Regions from separate parts of the Mus musculus genome. Here region 2 is linked to region 1. A link is a contact called in ENCODE Hi-C or POLR2A ChIA-PET data. All regions are on one chromosome and are shown on one strand. Each heading gives the region's core, a stretch centred on a gene start or an enhancer-like site at or near the end of the contact. The rest is flanking DNA. Distances are from core to core; before and after follow the strand shown.

Region 1 (4,932 bases), core at 2,174-4,673:
AGCTACTTTCTATTGTTAAAAAAAAAACAAAACAAAACAAAAACTCCACACAACCAGCATTCCAGTTCTCTTAACTTCAAAGATTATAACTAGGAGATTGTAATCTATATAAAATACTAAAGCAATACCTTGTTATTCCAAAATTATTTTATCTTATAATGATCTTAGACCAACAAAACCTTTCAAAATTGTCATGGTGATTCACTACATTATTCCTTGAATGTTGACATTTTATTTAAAATAAAGATATGATTATCGATCATATAAGTATGAACTACAGACCTTAGTTAAACTTCACCAGTTTCCCATCTATGTCTCCCTTTAATACCAGAACCCAGTCTAAGGTCCCTTTTTGCATTTCACTGCCATTTCTCCTTGGTCTCCTGTGATCTGTTGGGATGGGTTCTCTCTCTTGCTCCCCAACATGTCAAACAGATGAAGCTTTTCACCGGCTTAGTACCTGTTGGTAGCTCCCCACTGGTGTCGATGAAGGAGGCAAAAAGACAGTATGTTCAGATACTGTACTACCTCACTTTGAACACTTCTAGCCTCATGTATCACTACTTGTTGGCTCTCCATCTGGAGGCTGCACCACGTCAGCCATGGATGGATCCTCTCTTGTGCCACGTACAAGAGGCCCCTAAGTACTCATGCACTAACTTAGAGAAGGGCCATAGTACAAAATGGTGCCTCGTCAGAGTTGGACCAGGTAGGGAAAGGCTTACCCTCCAGATGGGGGAACAGGCTGATGTGCACAAAGCAGCCATTGGGGGTTCTGAGTGGGGACAGTTAGGTAACAGGCAAGAAGAGGCTGCCCTGGTGATCAGGGATCCTGTTTCTTTTCCATCCATACTAAGAGCTAAGCAGAGGGTCCCTGTGCATCCCATCAAGTGTTTTAGATTTACTGTGGGCATGGCCTCCTCTAAGAAGTCTTCCCTAATGACCTTTCCTTTAGTTACTCCTGTGCTGTGTCCTAGGAAGAAGTCCTTTTCAAGGTCACCAAGAGAGAAGCTGTATCGTGTTTTAAGCTGGATCCTTGCTGTGACCTGGCAGCCTCTTTGTAGAAAGAAGGGCTGTTCTTCACTCAGGCCCAGTGCCAGAGCAATGCTGAGTCCCTGCAGCCCGCTCACTGGGGCTTTAAGGAGGCCAGACAGAATAGGAGGACAACGTGCTGCTCCTCAGTCGTTCCTTTGGAGTCAGCAGCACACAGCCATGCTGGGCATATGGTCCACGCCAAGCTGAGCACTGGGAAGTTGCTGGGCACTGGACTTCAGGTGCAGATGCTTCAACGCCTTCCCCCAAACACTTATTTTAACTATAAGTAACAGTTGAGTGTGCTTTGGTAATATATCTTCCAACAGCTGTCTTCTCTTCCTTCCCCTCCTTCTTCCCTCTCTCTTTTTATCCTCTGATCACTCCTAATTCTTAGGCAATGATATTGTGATGCAGATGCTGAGAAAAAGGGTTCTCTCTAAAACTGTGCAAACAGCCTTTTCCCTTGGCTGCACTTATGGCCAAGTCCTCTGCCTGGCTTCTAGGGTGACCAAAAGCATTAGGCGATGGGATGGGTGGACAGGCTGGAGTTGAGTCTCCTGTGTTCCAGGAGGACTGCAAACAGAAGGCAGGGATGGGGGAGCTATGAGAGAGTCAAATGTCTTCTGAAACAATTTGTCCTCTTTGTCCTTCCCTCTCTCTCAGGGTGAAAAGCTGGTGAGAAGGGCCTAGTCTTCACTCTCCTTTACCTTTAGTTTTAGTGGAAATCACCAGAACAGCCATTCTCTTGGAGTAGAACAGTTGAATACAGCTGCTGCGGCTTCTGGTGGGATAACACTCGTGCCTTTCCTCATACCTTGCTGCTTTACACCAGAATTAGTGTGTTTTAAAATCCTCCCTGCAGCCTGGGCACAGGCCTTTTCCTCTCAAAGGGCCTGACAGGCTAGAGGGGAAGATAACAGCTCCCTGCCACCCCCCTCCACCAAACTCCCCTGAACACTGAAGCGAGGCCCTGAGTAGAAGCCCTGGGCTTATTTTCCAGTGTCTGGTAATCTCGTATCTCTGTACTGCCTTTGTGTCAGCCTCTCTCCAGCACATTGCCTTGTTGTCCTTGAGGGAGGAAGCCAGAGAGCCTCCAGCTTCCTTTGTAACTTCCCAGTTCCTCCGCACATCTGCTCACCCACCCCCAAAGACTTGTTTTAAAGCCCTAACCACAGAATTGAGCCTCTCATTTTCGAATGAGGGTTTGTGCCCATTGCATGGGCAGCTCTGGGTTCGGATACCAGCCATCACATTCTTATTACCTCTACAGCGGTAGCAACTTTTGGGGGTGAGGACCAGCAGAGAGTCACCCCCATAAGCCTTCTCTGGACAAAATCAGTAAGTTAACAAAATACAAGTGCTGTCTCAAAGACATCTTTTCCCCTCAGAAAAATCAGTTCGTCGAGTAGTTAGGAATTCAGATCCTTATGGCCCTTCTCTGACGCTGTGTGACCCTGCGTGGTCAGAGTGGTTCTCAGTTTTCCTTTCTTATCTGCCGAATGGGAACAGAAAATGAGGTGAACTTCACTGCGATGTGAGTACTAAGTGAGATACAGTTTACCACTAATCCATACTAGCTAGTATTAGTAGCCCAAATAGGCAGGTTGCCTCATTCTCAAGGTGTTTCTGCTTTCCAAGCCCCTGCTGGGATTGGGTGGCCAGGGACAGCATCCAACTGCTGGCCCGGCGGGGGTGACCCAGCAGCTGTCCAGGCCTGGACACAGGTGTGGCCCCGACCACAGTGAGGGCGTGGCGAGCCGAGGTTTGGGCAGGCCCGGCGCACACGAGGGCGGGGAGCTGGCCTCGGTCCCGAGCACCGCACAGGGCGTCTGGGCCGTCCCGCCGGGTCGGGCCTCTCGGCTGTGGTCACGGACCAAGCGCGGGGACTAGTCACGCGCCGCGTCACCGGAGCCGTGGGCCCGGGCTGGACCAGGAGGCGGCGGGGGCGCGACGCCACCGGCCCGCCACGCCCAGGCCCTCATCAAGTGACCAGTATCCCTTCCAGGAGAACACGGTCCTTCAAAGAGGGAAGCGCGCTCCAGGCTGCAGCCCCGGCGCCAAGCAGCCGTCATCTCCTTCCTGTGCCGGGTGATCTGTCGCCTCACCCACCCGGAAAAACATAGTCCGCCCCTCTTGTCCTTGTGCCACAGCGCTAGCTGTTGAGAAGGCGCGGCTCTCTCTGACTAGTCCCTCGTCTTGTCCATGACAAACCCTTCAGGACCCACCGAGAGCAGAAATATACCCTAAAAGGAGAGCCCGGGAGAGAAGAAAGAGAGGAAGCCGAGAGGAAGGGAGAGGCGAGGCCCGCGGAGGGACACCAAGACGTCCTCGCAGTGCGCACGCGCGCCGCGAAGAACGAGTTCCGGCCTGGCCGAGGCCTGACTCCTAAAAATAGCCCCGGTGTGGGGATCCGTGCGCGGATGTCCCGGCGAGTCCCGGGCTGAAGGAGGCGGCTCCGGGCGGCGCGGAGTGCTGTGGCGGGCCGGGCCGGGGCTGCGGCGTGTGCGCGCCCGCCGGCAGTAGCGGAGACTCGGTGAGGGGCCGCGGGCGGCGGGGATGTGGCGGCGGCTGGGAAGGGGGTCGGGCCGCGCTGGGAGTGGGGGGCACTACCACGGAGGGGCTGCGAGGCCGAGGAGGGGTGCCCGCGCGGCTCCGGGCGCCGGGGCGAGGCTGGGCGTGGGGCGGCCGGGCCCTCGGGAGAGCGGAGGGGCGCGGCCCCGTGCGGTGGGGGCGGGGTGCCCTGGGGCGAGCCCGGGGGGCTGCGGGCGCGGCGGCGGGGGCCCGCGGGGGGGACTGTCGCGAGCCGCCTCCCTGTGCGCGCCACCTCTGGGGCCCCCAGCCGCGCCGCCCCGCTCCTCCCTGAAAGTTGACGGAGTTCCCAGGGGGCCGCGGAGCCACTCGGTCCATTCCTCCAGCGTCGCGGATCTCGGGGTCTCCCCGCTCCGTAAACCGCCAGTGCGGGGGGCGTCCGGCCCTGTGGTCGCACTTAAAGTTCCCCCACTTCTGCTTCGGGGGGAAGGTTGGTTCACTGGGGCGGGAGGTAGGGGGTCGAACTCTCCCGTGGGGATATCGGCGTTAGGTTGTGTGTCTGGACCTGGCCCGGGCGGTGGCCGGGTTCGAGCACCTGCGGGTGCGGGGAAAAGGTCTTGGGAGTCGGGGCTGCAGAAGGGACCCGCTCCTTGCAATCGGGTAGATCCCGCCTTAGGTCTCAGGGTGAGATGGAAACTTTGCCTTTGGGTTCGATGTCATCTGTTTTTGGGCGGTTGAGGATTAAAGATCAGTGATATTGCAGACAAGTTTGGGAAAGGTGAGCGTTTTCTGAATTAGCATTTCCCCCCTCCCCCTGGAAAAGTGTAACTATCAAATTCTTGCTCACTCGGACCTTAAATAGGTCCCTGAGCTCTGAAGCCCCTGTCATCATGATCCAGAAGGCAACGGAGTGTAGACTGACTACACCGTCGCGCTAACCTGTATGTTTACTGTGAAATTGGGATTCCAGAAATTGAAATTAGAAAGACCTGCTGCGATGTGTTGACAACTATTTTAAAACTAATATTGTATAACAGTTTTCAAGTTTGTAGCGCAGCGCATCGTGTTTCTCTTATGTCTTTCTTGAAACATCCATTACTGTATGACAGTGAGGTTCTGTAAAGCAGTAATTAGGTGTATATTACACAAGAGTACTTTCCCTTTAAGAATCCAGCTGCGTTGTTTTGGCAACTGCTAAGTAGTCTAGTTGTCAGTTTTAAAATCTATGTTACCTTGGCAGTACTTGGACAGTCTGAGGAAAAGGTAAACAAAGTAGTGTGTGTGTGTGTGTGTGTTTTAAAACACACTAAAATGACATTTCTTTTCCTGTGAATTTAGGAAATGAGGATGAAGTAACAATGCTTTTAT
Region 2 (4,864 bases), core at 1,827-4,326, 42 kb before region 1:
GAAGCCACAGCAGCAGCGGTCGCCATCTTGGTCCGGGACCCGCCGAACTTAGGAAATTAGTCTGAACAGGTGAGAGGGTGCGCCAGAGAACCTGACAGCCTCTGGAACAGGCAGAAGCACAGAGGGGCTGAGGCAGCACCCTGTGTGGGCCGGGGACAGCCGGCCACCTTCCGGACCGGAGGACAGGTGCCCGCCCGGCTGGGGAGGCGACCTAAGCCACAGCAGCAGCGGTCGCCATCTTGGTCCGGGACCCGCCGAACTTAGGAAATTAGTCTGAACAGGTGAGAGGGTGCGCCAGAGAACCTGACAGCCTCTGGAACAGGCAGAAGCACAGAGGGGCTGAGGCAGCACCCTGTGTGGGCCGGGGACAGCCGGCCACCTTCCGGACCGGAGGACAGGTGCCCACCTGGCTGGGGAGGCGACCTAAGCCACAGCAGCAGCGGTCGCCATCTTGGTCCCGGGACTCCAAGGAACTTAGGAATTTAGTCTGCTTAGGTGAAGAAATTAGGGAAACAACACCCTTCTCAATAGCCACAAATAATATAAAATATCTCGGCGTGACTCTAACGAAGGAAGTGAAAGATCTGTATGATAAAAACTTCAAGTCCCTGAAGAAAGAAATTAAAGAAGATCTCAGAAGATGGAAAGATCTCCCATGCTCATGGATTGGCAGGACCAACATTGTAAAAATGGCTATCTTGCCAAAAGCAATCTACAGATTCAATGCAATCCCCATTAAAATTCCAACTCAATTCTTCAACGAATTAGAAGGAGCAATTTGCAAATTCATCTGGAATAACAAAAAACCGAGGATAGCAAAAACTCTTCTCAAGGATAAAAGAACCTCTGGTGGAATCACCATGCCTGACCTAAAGCTTTACTACAGAGCAATTGTGATAAAAACTGCATGGTACTGGTATAGAGACAGACAAGTGGACCAATGGAATAGAATTGAAGACCCAGAAATGAACCCACACACCTATGGTCACTTGATCTTCGACAAGGGAGCCAAAACCATCCAGTGGAAGAAAGACAGCATTTTCAACAATTGGTGCTGGCACAACTGGTTGTTATCATGTAGAAGAATGCGAATCGATCCATACTTATCTCCTTGTACTAAGGTCAAATCTAAGTGGATCAAGGAACTTCACATAAAACCAGAGACACTGAAACTTATAGAGGAGAAAGTGGGGAAAAGCCTTGAAGATATGGGCACAGGGGAAAAATTCCTGAACAGAACAGCAATGGCTTGTGCTGTAAGATCGAGAATTGACAAATGGGACCTAATGAAACTCCAAAGTTTCTGCAAGGCAAAAGACACTGTCTATAAGACAAAAAGACCACCAACAGACTGGGAAAGGATCTTTACCTATCCTAAATCAGATAGGGGACTAATATCCAACATATATAAAGAACTCAAGAAGGTGGACCTCAGAAAATCAAATAACCCCCTTAAAAATGGGGCTCAGAACTGAACAAAGAATTCTCACCTGAGGAATACCGAATGGCAGAGAAGCACCTGAAAAAATGTTCAACATCCTTAATCATCAGGGAAATGCAAATCAAAACAACCCTGAGATTCCACCTCACACCAGTGAGAATGGCTAAGATCAAAAATTCAGGTGACAGCAGATGCTGGCGAGGATGTGGAGAAAGAGGAACACTCCTCCATTGTTGGTGGGATTGCAGGCTTGTACAACCACTCTGGAAATCAGTCTGGCGGTTCCTCAGAAAATTGGACATAGTACTACCGGAGGATCCAGCAATACCTCTCCTGGGCATATATCCAGAAGAAGCCCCAACTGGTAAGAAGGACACATGCTCCACTATGTTCATAGCAGCCTTATTTATAATAGCCAGAAACTGGAAAGAACCCAGATGCCCCTCAACAGAGGAATGGATACAGAAAATGTGGTACATCTACACAATGGAGTACTACTCAGCTATTAAAAAGAATGAATTTATGAAATTCCTAGCCAAATGGATGGACCTGGAGAGCATCATCCTGAGTGAGGTAACACAATCACAAAGGAACTCACACAATATGTACTCACTGATAAGTGGATACTAGCCCAAAACCTAGGATACCCACGATATAAGATACAATTTCCTAAACACATGAAACTCAAGAAAAATGAAGACTGAAGTGTGGACACTATGCCCCTCCTTAGAAGTGGGAACAAAACACCCATGGAAGGAGTTACAGAAACAAAGTATGGAGCTGAGATGAAAGGATGGACCATGTAGAGACTGCCATATCCAGGGATCCACCCCATAATCAGCTTCCAAATGCTGACACCATTGCATACACTAGCAAGATTTTACTGAAAGGACCCAGATGTAGCTGTCTCTTGTGAGACTATGCCGGGGCCTAGCAAACACAGAAGTGGATGCTCACAGTCAGCTAATGGATGGATCACAGGGCTCCCAATGGAGGAGCTAGAGAAAGTACCCAAGGAGCTAAAGGGATCTTCAACCCTATAGGTGGAACAACATTATGAACTAACCAGTACCCCTGAGCTCTTGACTCTAGCTGCATATGTATCAAAAGATGGCCTAGTCGGCCATCACTGGAAAGAGAGGCCCATTGGACACGCAGACTTTGTGTGCCCCGGTACAGGGGAACGCCAGGGCCAAAGGGGGGGAGTGGGTGGGTAGGGGAGTGGGGGTGGGTGGGTAAGGGGGACTTTTGGTATAGCATTGGAAATGTAAATGAGCTAAATACCTAATAAAAAATGGAAAAAAAAAAAAAAAAAAAAAAAAAAGAAGACTGAAACAGCCTGGCTGTCCTCTCAGTCTCCTACTAAACATATAGATGGAAGATCAATTTGCTTGGCTCTTTCTGAAAAATCGGGGTTCTATAATGAGCAAGTCTAGAGTCAGAAAAGCAAAGAAATCTCTGCCACCCCACACTGCAGGCCTGACTCTCCCCTCCCCTTCCTCGTGCAGCTTGCTTGCAGAGTTACATTGCTATTTTTATCAGCTCTCTTCAACCCAGCTGTTGCTTCATGTTAACATGGCGAACGGTGTGAAAATCCCAGCAGAGGCGCGTGAATCCCAGAGGGACCTGTCTTCTGTCATTTCTAGAACAGATGAAATGTCATGAGCTTCATTGGGGGGTGGAGTAAGAACATTTTACCACGGAAGCAACGAGAACATAGCTGACATTTTCTCTGACATGGAATCCAGGACCAGACTCCCTCCTAATTCCCAACCCCAAGCGGGCAATTTTCTAATGGCTGGTAAGGTCTCATACAGATTTGCACAGGAAGACTAGAAGCAGCCTTCTCCCCACTCCAAGGTCAGGCCATGGCTGTCCCAGGTGCTAGACTTTGTGGCATCATGCGGCTGAGACAACTGAGCAGAGTCCAGCTTGGTGGTGGCCCCAGAAAACCCACTGCCTCTTCCTGACTTTAAATGTGCCTAGTAATTTTGAGCCCACTCTGTGTATTTCCTCTGTGAAAATAACAGTATTTGGCCAGACTGTGTGCAGAGGGGAAAAGTGCCACATAAAACTCAGATGATTTAAAAATACAGCTCCAATTGTAGGTTTGTCGTCCCATGGTTTGGCAAATTAGGGGGGCAAATCGGAGGGGCACTTGCAGCTTGCCCCAGGCATGACAAGGCTGCTCAGTTACACATCTACCTCTGTGGTGGGTAAACTCTTTCAATGCCTATGAAAATATAATTTTAGGAGCTTCCTCTTAGAATAGCAAGTATTTATACAAATGGGGGATTATTTGGTCCTGAGTGTTCAATGCTGAAAGTGAACTCCCAGGACTTCTCCGAGCATGTCTTTCTCTAGTTTTTTTTTTTTTTTTTTAATGAGGGCAGAGTTCCCTCCTGCTCCAAAAATCCTCCAAGTGTGTTAGGCCAGGATTTGAGCAGTCTCTTCCAGGACTTATATGGTCTTTAAGGGTAAGAGTCAGAGAGGCTATGTTTTTAAGTACAAATTTAATCTACTCTCAGTTTTACAATACTTTCAACATGAAGAAAAGGTTTCAAGGAGCTGGGTGTGGTGACACTTGCCTGTCATCTCAGCACTTAGGAGGCAGAGGCAGGAGAATCTTGAGTTTAAGGCCAACCTGAGCTGCATTATGACATCCTATCTCAAAAAGCAAGCAAGCAAACAAACAAGCAAAATACCAAACACAATAGCAAAAGGAGGAAGAGGAGAAGGAAGGAAAGGGAGATCAGAGTATGGAGAGGAGCAGGTGGGGAGAAGCCTGCTAGAAAGTTGAGTGAGGAGAGTATGGTGAGCCGACTCCATTATTTTGTCTTTTAGCTGCAATTTGTCTACACAAGACTAGAAGGTTATAAACGTTATGCGTTGTCAAGGTGACTCAGTGTGTAAAGGAGTCCGTCACCAAGCCTGATGACCTGAGTTCAAGCCTGAGATTCATGTAGTGGAATATCAGTTCTCAAAAGCGGTCTTCTAACCTCCAAATGGAGTTTAGTGCAACACATGATCTCTCTCTCTCTCTCTCTCTCTCTCTCTCTCTCTCTCTCTCTCTCCTTCTCTCTCTCTCTCTTTTTTTAAGTTAATGTTTCTAGGATCCCTTGCAGCTCAACTTTTGGATGCCGGTCACTCCCTTTTAAACTCAGGTGCCTATTAAATTCAGATGCCCACCACCTTCTATTTCTTCTGTTGACAAATGATACAGAGGCTATGCTGGAGTCTGCCCTAGACAATACAGTTCCAAACATTTTCTGCAATGTCAGGACATAGGAGGCTCCTGTTTTGCTAGGGGGCCAAAAACTACTCTTTGGGAGCCAGCAAGATGGTTTGTGGTTAAAGGGCTTGGTATCAAGCCTGAAAACCTGAGTGTGGTCCTGGAAACCCTATATACAGTAGAAGGAAAGG

What was found. Hi-C counts contacts between places; a loop is a spot of excess contacts on that map. ChIA-PET counts read pairs that join two places held with the same protein, here RNA polymerase II (POLR2A).
Region 2: a map of heart shows a loop between it and region 1 (2.5-fold over the local background). The contact joins the enhancer-like site here to the promoter of Mef2a in region 1. A Hi-C loop is called at or near these places in 10 of 37 maps with a recorded cell type or tissue (CH12.LX, adrenal gland, gastrocnemius and 2 more). POLR2A ChIA-PET finds 5 or more read pairs at or near these places in 1 of 5 experiments (Patski).

The regions. Positions count from the first base shown.
Region 1 is chr7:67,371,349-67,376,280 of GRCm38, reverse strand. It overlaps Mef2a (myocyte enhancer factor 2A), which reads left to right and starts at 3,423. Exons shown (of 11, transcript NM_001291195.1): 1 at 3,423-3,568.
Region 2 is chr7:67,413,168-67,418,031 of GRCm38, reverse strand. No RefSeq gene overlaps it. Among named protein-coding and RNA genes, the nearest start is that of Gm51462, 3.6 kb to the left of the region's middle. Within about 2 kb of position 3,076, at least 1 of the 3 ENCODE cell types and tissues checked has a DNase peak (open chromatin) inside an H3K27ac peak, as active enhancers do; it is heart, where a contact is called at or near this core.